Regions from separate parts of the Homo sapiens genome. Here region 2 is linked to region 1. A link is an interaction called in ENCODE POLR2A ChIA-PET data of the cell type or tissue named here. Cell type or tissue: IMR-90. All regions are shown on one strand. Links, peaks and the distances in the headings refer to the core of each region. The heading gives the core; the rest is flanking DNA.

Region 1 (5,351 bases), core at 352-5,351:
ATTCCCATGTGCCTATATACACACATGGTCACAATTCTTTAATCTGATTAATTTCTTTGCATCCTAACCACTATACCTCTCTCCTTCAACTTAATAGCAGCCATCTTGAAGCCATCTGAAAAAAAAAATAGATTTGGCTGTGAAGAAAGCACCCTTAAAGTGATCTTTGCTGTGGTGATGAAACTGCCTGTTTAAAGAGAAGTCTTAACGGGCTTTGGTTGCTCAAAGCCTTTATTCCATGTTTTCACTTACTCTTTTGAAGTTCAAAACAGAAGACTCCACATTTCTGGACTCATTCTATTTCTTTTCATTTCTGCTCTTGAACCAGCACATTTTTGCCTGAGCTCAGCTCTTCCTTGTACTGACTTGCTAAACAAAGCCAGAAAGAGCCATGGTGCACTAACTTTGGGTTTACCAGCCTCTATTCTGGGAGCTACAGGCTCAGTAGACACATTGTTCACCAAGTAATTGAGGACAACAGTTTATGAAATGATTTGATACCATATAACATGGGTCTTCATATTTTCAGCCTCCAGTATCAATTTTCTTGCCTTCTGCTGCAGTGCTACATATTTTAGAATTTATTTTTAACCTCAGGATACTAGTGCAAAGGATTACATATTTTATTAATTACGGAACACTAGCTGCTGTACAAATAAACCCAAGGATTTTGATGGCTCAGCACGATGCATGTTTTGTTTTCATTGAAATAGTGCTGGGTGGTGAGCAGGTGGATAGGGGGTCCCCCTCCATGCAGTCATTCAAGGATTCAGAATGTCAAAAGCAACACCACCTTCAGAACATGGTTTCTAAGGTTAACTTTGGGACCATGTCCATTCTAGCCGGTCAGAAGACTAGAAGGGCGGGGCTGAGCTCTGGTAGGTTTGTGAGTCTGAGAACATTTTTCCACTCATGCCACTGGCCAGAGGTCAGTCCCATGGCTCCATTTAGATGGAAGGGGCTGGTCAGAGGGTGGGGGTTGTATTTCTGCCACGGGGCTATTCCATGGAAGGGAGAGAACCAAATTTTTTTTTAGCAAACAGTTAACTGATCTCCCACAGTTTAAACAAAAAATATAAATAGTATGAGCTTGCAGCTCTCTCCTCTACCCTCCAAGCCCCTTCTCTAATGATTTGTTTGGATCCACTGGAATGAGAGGATCTGTCAGGATGTTGTTGTGGGCTTGAGGTGAGAGGACCTTTCTCACCTAGTTCCATGTGGGAAGGAGGCCTGGAAGGAACAGGCAGGGTACCTTTAAGTAACTGTCTCCTTCTGGGAACTCACCTCACACCCTGCAAAGAAGCACAGCTAGGGTAACAATACTTCTCAGACTGAGAAATTACTAACTGCTGGTTTTTAGGATGTTTTTCAAGCAAGATAATTGAAAAGCTGAACCACTCTGCTCTTTGCTTCCCTGAGTGAGAGTAGGCAGAGGGACGGATGGAAGGAGGCAGGAACCCGGAACGACTGCTGATGCGGTGGGACACTTTTTCCCAATAATTACTCTTCGCTTGAATCACAGTGCATAGGACGTGGGCAATTTGCTCCAGCTAATGGTTCGTGTGGGATAGGTATTGCCTGATACAGAGGCAGGGGTTGGAACAGCCACTCTGGGGGCCAGTAAAGCCAGTTTTATGGAAGAAGCTGTCTTTGTTAAAAACCAAACCCAATCAACGTGGGGGCTTCCCAGCAGCAGACTCAACACCAGCTACACTTTTCTGAAATCCAGGCAGTCAGAAAAGCCCCCGGCACCCTCAGCCTAACACTGAAGCAGAGGAAATGAAACTGAAGCCATGTTTGCAGAATGTGGATTTTTGTGGTTTAGGACAAACAGCTGACTATCTACTCAGACCAAATGACCCTAATCAAGTCAACCCACAGAGATGAGGTTCTGGTTTACACAAAAGAGAGGCAGTTTGCTCACCATTTAAAATAATTCCTTCCTTCCTATACATTTTTTTTTCATTAAGATCTGACTACTGGTGCATTTAAAATATAATGCAGTTCATACTCAGCTTGTCAAGGGTAAGCAATTGTGTAAAGTGAGGCATATCTGTAATGGTGTACAGTCCCAGTAACTCCCTGGGCTCCAGGGCTGAGGGCAGCCCAGCTGTCGCTCCCACAAACAGGTGGTGTAAAACAATAGCTCTAGTGAGCCGACTCGCTTTCCAAACCCTCCAGCAGACAAGCACCCAGCCAGAGTGCCAGTGAGAAGCACAGGCCACCACTCTGCCCTGGTCCACACAAGCTCCGGTAGCCCATGGAGCCCTGGCCTCTCCTCCTGCTCTTTAGCCTTTGCTCAGGTAAGTGCTGGGGTCAGGGGTGGGGAGAGGGCTCTCCTTTGAGGCTAAAGTGCTGGAGGCCCCCAAATCAAAGTCTTGCTTCTTTGATGAGACCACAGAATGGCAGAGCCTCCCCAACCAGGGGCTGCTCTGTCAGTTTCTTCCTGATGTTAGCTTGATTGAGTTTTTGGATAAAGATTTTTAGTTTGCCTTATCTAATTAAAATAGAAACTGCCTGGTCAAAGACTTCAAGATAGACACGCATGTCTCTCCCTCCATCATGCCTGGCAGCCGACTCATCCCTCTGAACACTCGGCACCATTTGTAGGACCTGGACCACTTGTGGATCATGGTAGTGTCCGGGGGTTCATATTTAAACAACTATGGATACTTAGAACAGTGCCTTATAATCACATACAATGGAGTTAACAAGTCCCTTTACTGCTCCAGGAGAATTCTAATAATAAAGAGGACTGATTGACAGCTACATGTGCTGGAGATAGAAACCAGTTAATAATCATAACTAAACTCTCTCCACAGAGACAAATATTTTTTAATTTTTTCAAAATTTCTGAAGTTAAAAAAAATTCCATATGAATACATTCCTACCTACTTTTTTTTTTTAAGATGTTACTATATATAGGTTTGGGTTTGAATTGAAACTATAAAACCTTGCACAGCATTTGACCTGCATTCTACTCTGGAATGTGTCCTAACACAGCAGCTGAAACACCATCCTGAATCCCAGACTTCCGCTAGAGGGAAACAGGAGATGTTTGCTGATTGCTTCACATAAAAGTTTACTGGTGATATCATCCCAACTGAGAAACAAGGTGGCTGACATCCTGTGATTTTTCATTTCCAATATTGCTCTGAAAAACACAGGCCTTCTGGTCAAGAGGCAAAAAGCTTTATTATTAATTTTTTTCAATATCAGAGTTGAGTGAAAGAGCCTAAACTCAGATAAATTATATCATGTGGGATTTGGACTCTGTCCAGCCAAAGCTGGCCTGATGTGTGTGTGTGTGTGTGTGTGTGTGTGCGCGCGCGTGCACACACATGCGTGCACGCAAAACCACAGTCACAGGAAAATTCTTAAATGATATGCTTTAATGTAAACATCCTTAAGAGATCTCTTAGGATTTTGGTTATTGCTAACCAAAAATGCATGATTAGCTATTAAAGAAGTATGTGATATGTATTTAGGTCAAATCTCGAGTTTGCTGGCATTGATTTCCATGGGTGTTTTATAGAAATTTAGAGCTAGATCAGGCAGTCCAACATCCTCAATTTTTTATTACAAGGAAACTAAAGCTGACCTGCCCAAGGTCACTTAATTTATACATTTTGGAATGTGGTCAGTTGGAGACTTGGTTTATTACATGCACAGTCAGAAAACACAGCCTGAACTAGCCAAAGGTAGCAAGAGATACAGAATCAGGTTAAGATAATAATGATCCATGGGACTAGTAACAGTTCAAAATTTCTTTTGCCCAGCCCAGGGAGCTATTTCCTACATACAAATACAAATGGAACCAGTGTGGTACAAAAGGAACACTTTGAAACTGTGGTTGAGTTTCCCTTCTTAGAATCAGTCCTTTGTAGACAAAATTGTCATTTATATCAGGGACTCTTTTCCTGTGTTAGCTTAACACAGCGTGATCTCTGTTCTATTTATACAGCACTTTTCATTTCAACTTTTTCTTTTCTTTGCCTCTGGAATCTCAAGCACTTCATTGCCGTCTTTCTTACGGCATATCACTTTCCAACTTGTTCACAGTTATTTACGTAAATGACAAATGTCAATCTCCATGAGGGTAGGAAGAAGGATTCAGTTTTGAATATCTCGAAGCTCCCAAAACAATGCTTTGCTTACAGTAAATGCTCAACAAATATTTCATGAATAAATTAATGTTACCATCATCTGAATAAAGATTACAAATATAATCTTGCTAAAAAGGGGAATTTGACATTATTTAATTTTTTATTTGCATATTTGTTTATTTACACCCTACCTTTTTACAAAAGTATTTACTGTGATTCGTTGAATCCATGAAGAACTAATCCAACTCTCCAGGCCATATGGGAGTTGGGAAGAGAATCATAGAGTTCTGACTTTGAGCCCTGTGAGTTTTCTATCACTCTACCCTGTGCTGGGGAGGAAAAAAGAAAAGAATACCAGTGAACCAATCTAAGAAATGAAGCCCTCCTTCCTTAGAAATTCCTTATGGAAGGAACAGGCACCTTGTTATTGGCTAGGGTGGGAAAGGAGGAGGTGACTGTCTCTGAAATGCTGATTATGTCTGCTTCTGTCATCCTCCCCTTCCTCTTAGTGGGCCATAGGGTTGGTCTGCATAGTTCTCCTGCTACATAATGCTGACCATCTGCTCTGCCCTCTGCTTTCTAATATGTTCTTCCTGTCAAACTGGAGTGAACAGTCATTTAAAAATAAGCAGCCCAAGGCAAGGCCAAAGCAACAGCTTCAAATTCAATGGCCAAGGTGCTCAGTAATCCATTCCAGTCTGCAACTCCACCATGGGATGGATGAGGCCCAGGATAGAAAATGCATAGAGGACAGAAGGATTATCAAGTCCCAGGGGCTCAATGGGGTGGTTGCAAAAACGGAATATTCAAACAACATATTCCCTTCAAGAGTCCTCAAATGCAGGTGGCTTTAGGGAAATGTCATGTGAAATCTCTGCGTGGTTGGGCACTGAGTGCCCTTGGAACATTTTGGGTTCAGAAAACGTGTGAAACTAGCCGGGTGAGGTGGCTCTTGCCTGTAATCCCAGCACTTTGGGAGGATGAGGTGGGTGGATGGCTTGAGCTCAGGAGTTTGAGACCAGCCTGAACAATGTGGCAAAACCCCATCTGTACAAAAAATACAAAAATTAGCTGGGTGTGGTGGTGCGCACCCAGGTAATTTTTGTATTTTTTATAGAGATGTGGTCCCAGCTGCTTGGTTGGGGGAGGCTAAGGTGGGAGGATTGCTTGAGCCTGGGAGGTCAAGGCTGCAGTGAGCTGTAATTGAGCTACTGCACTGCAGCCTCAGCAATAACCTGCGGAAAG
Region 2 (5,381 bases), core at 83-5,082, 260 kb before region 1:
TTACCTCACTAACCTCATCCCCCACTCTCCCACTTGCTCCCTTTGCCCCTGCCTCTTGCATACTGCCTTGTTGCTATTGCTTGAACATAACAGGCGTACTCCAGTCTCCAAAACTTGGTCCTGGCTGTTTTCTCTGCCCCAGATGCTCTTCCCCTCGAACCCCCCTCCACCCCTACCAGTATGTCTACGCCTTTTTCCTTTACCTTCTTCCAATCTTAGCTGAAAGCCATCTTCTCAGAGAGGGCATCCCTGACCCCAGCACTTAACATGGATGCCCCTCACCTCCTGCACTGCCGTTGCCTCCTGTGTCATGTGTCTCCATGACATTTGCCACCTTCTAGTGTACAATACCACTTACTTATCTTGTTTATTGTCTATCTCTTCACACCTAGAATGGAAGCTCCATTGTGGTAAGGATTTATCCCCAGCTCCTAGTACATAGCCAGGCACATAGTGGACACTCAATAAACATTTATTGAATGAAAAAGTGAAAAAAGGATAATATCAGAGTTGGACAGAGTCTAAGAAATGGTTACTTTGGCATACTATTAATGAGAATGTAAGTTGGTGCAATATTTCTGAAGAATAATGTGGCAATGGGGATTAAAATCTTAAAAATGTATCGTCCTTGTGTAACATCAGTTACTTTGAGAAATTTATCATAACCAAATAATATGTTAGTTAGAGCCCTTTTGGTTGCAAATAACAGGAAGCCACTTGTGCTAACTTAAGTACTAATGATGGAGTGTTATTTATGTATTTATTTATTTTTTGGGATGGAGTTTAGCTCTTGTTGCCCAGGCTGGAGTGCAATGGAGTGATCTCGACTCACTGTAACCTCCACCTCCCGGGTTCAAGCTATTCTTTTGCCTCAGCCTCCTGAGTTTCTGGGATTACAGGCATGCACCACCACACCTGGATAATTTTGTATTTTTAGCAGAGATGGGGTTTCTCCATGTTGGTCAGGCTGGTCTCAAACTCCCGACCTCAGGTGATCTGCCTGCCTCAGCCTCCCAAAGTGCTGGGATCACAGGTGTGAGCCACCACACCCAACCAGAGTGATTTATTATGATACATTATATGCCATATTACAGAGGAAGAAAGAAAGAATGCATTATGTGGGACATTTAGACAGCTCTGCCAAACCCACTGGCTTAAGTTAGTCTTCCCAGGAAACAGATGGAGACAGAAAGTTTTCTGGGCAGTGCTCTTTGAATCAATACCTGTAACAGAGTGAAGGAAGCAGGACTGAGCAAAGGGCAAAGTTTAACTGAGATGCCAGTGCAACCCATGCTACAGTTAATTCCATGGTGAGCTCTGGCATTGTTCCCTTTTGAGGCAAGGGACTCAGACCTTTATATCGACATATTAACCAATAATTACTTGTAGGATAATCCTGGAAAGGTGTGCAGCCTTGGTCCAAACAACTGCCTTAGTACAAGGGCAAATCCTGGGAACTGACTCAGCTTTGAGCCATCAGTAACCGACTCTCCTGGCATCTGGGGCAGTGGATACCTTGGTCCTGATGGGGAGGATCTGTGAAGCAGCATACTGTAGCATCTGCTCTACCAGGGAAACTAAAGGAAGTTTAGTTTTCTCCAGGCCTTAGGATAATTGGAACCAGACACTTGGATGCTGCCAGGGCTCTCTCTTGTCTCTTTCTTTCTATGCATCTCTCTCACTCTGGACTGTTTTCCCAGTTTCTTATTTCACAAGGTCAAAAATTATTTCCAGCAGCTTCATCCTCAGAGAGAGGGTAACTCTGAATGGTCCAGTTTGGGTCACTGTCAATCCATGGACCTAACCAAACAACTATAGTAGAGGGTAATGTTGTTACTTAGTACTAATATGGTGGCACCTGCTGTAACCATTTGTATTCAAAGAAGTAGAGAAAGGGGGCAAACCCATACTTGCATGTGCCACATCTATAGAGTCAGGAAAAAAAATCTCAAAGAATATAAATTAAAGTGTTAACAGTAGTTACTTTTTGGTAGTAGAATTGACAATGGTTTCTTTTTCCTCTTTTTCATTTTGTATACCTTTTTTGTCATTGTTATATGTCTAATAATATTTTAGTAATTGCATATAGTTTTAAAAAAGAAAAAGTAGATACCTGTTTCTGTCTTCTGCATAAAAGATCCACTAGTTATAGGCTGTAGGAAGAATATTCATATCAAGTATGATGTTCTGGAAACTGGTGTAAAAAAAAAATCTGGCTTAACTTTGCAAAGCTTATTTCATCAAATTGCAAACAAACTAAACAGGGATGATTTGTAAAGAAAATATTTAATTGGCTCATGGTTCTGCAGGCTGTACAAGCATGCCTCCAGCATCTGCTCCTGGTGAGGGCCTCAGGAAGCTCGCAATCATGGCAGAAGGTGAAAAGGGAGCAAGCACGTCACATGGTGAGAACGAGAGCAAGAGAGAGAGGAGGGGGAGGTCCCAGACTCTTCTAAACAACCAGATCTTACATGAACTGAGCAAGAACTTGGTTATCACCAATGGATGGTACTAAACCATTAATGAGGGACCCACCTCCATGATCTAGTCATCTCCCACCAGCTCCCACCATCTCCAACATTGGGAATCACATTTCAGCATGAGATTTGGAGGAGACAAACATCCAAACCATATTATTCTGCCCCTAACTCCCCAAATCTCATGTACTTCTCACATTTTAATACAACCATGCCTTCCCAGTAGTCCCCCAAAGTCTTAACTTGTCCATTATTGACTCAAAAGCCTCAGGTCCAAAGTCCAAAGTCTTATCTGGAGATGAGTTTCTTCCACGTATAAGCCTGTAAGATAAACAAGTTACTTACTCCCAAGATACAATGGTAGTACAGGCGATGGGTAAATATTCCCATTCTAAAAGGGAGAAATTGACCAAAAGAAAGGAGCAATAGGCCCCACACGTCTGAAACCCAGCAGGGCAAACATTAAATCTTAAAGCTCCAAAACAATCTCTTTTAACTCCATGTCCCACATCTTACTGTGAGGGGTGGACTCTCAAGGCCTTGGGCAGCTCCACCCCTGTGGCATTGCAGGGTACAGCTCCTGTGTATGCTCTCATGGGTCGGAGCTTGGTGCCTATGGCCTTTCCACACTGAGGCTGCAAACTGCTGGTGCCTCTACCATTCTTGGGTCTGGAAGGCAGCTGTCCCTTTCCCACAGCTCCACTAGGCAGTGCCTTGGTGAGGACTCTGTGTGGCAGTTCTAACCCTACATTTCTTTCAGCAGTGCCGTAATAGAGTTTATCTATGGGTAATCTGTCCTGCAGCAGGCTTCTGCCTGGGCACCTAGGGTTTTCCCGTACCACCTCTGAAATCTAGGCAGAAGTTGCCAAGCCTTCTTGCTTGCATTCTATGTGCCTGCAGGCTTAACACATGGAAGCCACCAAGGGCTTATGACTTATGCTCTCCAGAGTGGCAGCCCAAGCAGTATCTTGTGCCCTTTCAGCCTTGGGTGTAGCTGGAGCAGCCTGGATGCAGGAAGCAGTGTCATGAGGCTGCACAGGGCAGCAGCACCCAGGCCTGGTCCCAAAACCATTCTTTCCCTGTAGGTCTCTGGGCCTGTGATGGGAGAGGCTGCATCAAAGTTTTCTGAAATGACTTCGCATCTAGTCATGCTCCCTTTTAGTCATGCTAATCTCTCTAGCAAGTGGTTGCTATCCAGACCACTTGGATTCTTTCTCTACCTCAGTACCAGGCTGCAAATTTTCCAAACTTTTATGCTCTGCTTCCCTTTTAAATATGAATTCCAACTTTAAGTCGTTCCTTTGCTCCTGCATCTGATTTAGGGTGTTAGAAGCAGGCATGTCACTTTTTGAATGCTTTGCTGCCTAGAAATTTCTTCTGCCAGATACTGTAGGTAATCACTCTTGAGTTTGAACTTCCACAAAGCCCTAGGACATGGACACAATGAAGTCAAGTTCTTTACTAGGGAGTAACAAGGGTGATCTTTCCTCCAGTTCCCAATAAGTTTCTCATTGCCATCTGAGACCTTATCAAGCTGGCCTTCATCATCCATATTTCCATCTGCATTTTGATCACAACCATTTAGCTAGTCTGCAAGAAGTTCCAGACTTCCCCTCATCTTCCTATCTTTTTCTGAGCCCTCCGAACTCTTCCAGACTCTGTTACCCAGTTCCAAAGCTGCTTCCACATCATCAGATATCTTTTCAGCAAAGCCCCACTACTTATCAATTTTATTAGCCCATTGTTGCATTGCTATAAAGAAATACCTGGAGCTGGGTAGTTTGTAAAGAAAACAGGTTTAACTGGTTTACAGTTCTGCAAGCTATACAAGCATGGCTTCAGCATCTGCTCCTGGTGAGGGCCTCAGGAAGTTTCCAATCATGGTAGAAGGCAAAGGGGGAGCAAGCATGGTGAGAGCAGGAGCAAGAGAGAAAAGGGTGAGGTCCCAGACTCTTTTAGACAACCAGATCTCAGGTAAACTAACTGAGTGAGAACTCACTTATCACTAAGGGGATGGTGCCAAACCATTCATAAAGGATCTGCCCTCATGATCCATTCACCTTTCACCAGGCCCACTTCCAACACTGGAGATCACATTTCAACCTGAGATTTGGAGGGGACAAAACATCCAAACTGTATCACCTTCTTACATCCTGTTGCTCCTTAATCCTCTATAGTGTGACCATGCAATAAATACAAACTTGAAACAAAACCATCCATTGCATTTGCCAAAATGTAGGCTGAAACCAGGCAGTGTAAACCATTGACAAGGATGTCTTCAATATCCTAGCACGCTACCCGCTGGGAGGTCCAGCAAAGCAGTGGCCTATTTGAAATCGCTCTGTTAGCTTTTATATTTATATTAACATATTCATCCATTCATTTAACTGATGTTGGTGAGTACCTATATGCTGGGAAATGTAAAGAAAAACAACAGAACCCTACTCTGAATGAGCTAAGGATCCAGTAGATAGAATGGTAGAATATGTGTGTGAGTGCGTGTGTACAAAATATATATTTGCATTTGCATATATACTCAAATAGTTATAATAAAATGTATGAAATATTAAATGCATTAAGATCCATACTTGAATAGTTCTCTGAGTGTTAAAAAAGGGATGAGTTACTTCTGGGTGGGTTGGCTTCATGGAGAACTTCAGTTTAAATGATTGTTTTGAGATTTCAGCTGAACAATATCATTATCTATCTATCTATCTATCTATCTATCTATCTATCTATCTATCATCTATCTATGTATATATATAGTTGTTGTTGTTGTTATTCATTTTGTTTTAACCAAGCATCTGGATTAACATATCCCCCTTACCAGTGGGATGCACAGGCTTTAAAAAAAGGGGGGACCCTAAAGAACTAGTATTAAATGTTTTTGATTAAATAAAACTC

Evidence for each region. ChIA-PET counts read pairs that join two places held together with the same protein. Peaks named below come from ENCODE experiments on the same cell type or tissue, not always from the same donor. Only the 100,000 strongest peaks of a DNase experiment are listed, where the experiment ranks them.
Region 2: POLR2A ChIA-PET joins it to region 1 with 5 read pairs; 5 of 35 experiments call an interaction of 5 or more read pairs at or near these places.

Annotation. Positions count from the first base shown.
Region 1 is chr2:174,761,304-174,766,654 of GRCh38, reverse strand. It overlaps CHRNA1 (cholinergic receptor nicotinic alpha 1 subunit), which reads left to right and starts at 2,183. Exons shown (of 9, transcript NM_000079.4): 1 at 2,183-2,303. The coding sequence starts at 2,261. RefSeq lists an enhancer at 1,683-2,182 and a silencer at 4,480-4,774. In IMR-90, for the core only: a CTCF peak has its summit at 3,033 (motif pointing right); DNase peaks (open chromatin) are centred at 1,834, 3,064, 3,364 and 4,634; H3K27ac peaks cover 2,093 bases.
Region 2 is chr2:175,016,018-175,021,398 of GRCh38, reverse strand. No RefSeq gene overlaps it. Among named protein-coding and RNA genes, the nearest start is that of CHN1, 13 kb to the right of the region's middle. In IMR-90, for the core only: no CTCF peak of the experiment used is centred there; no DNase peak of the experiment used is centred there.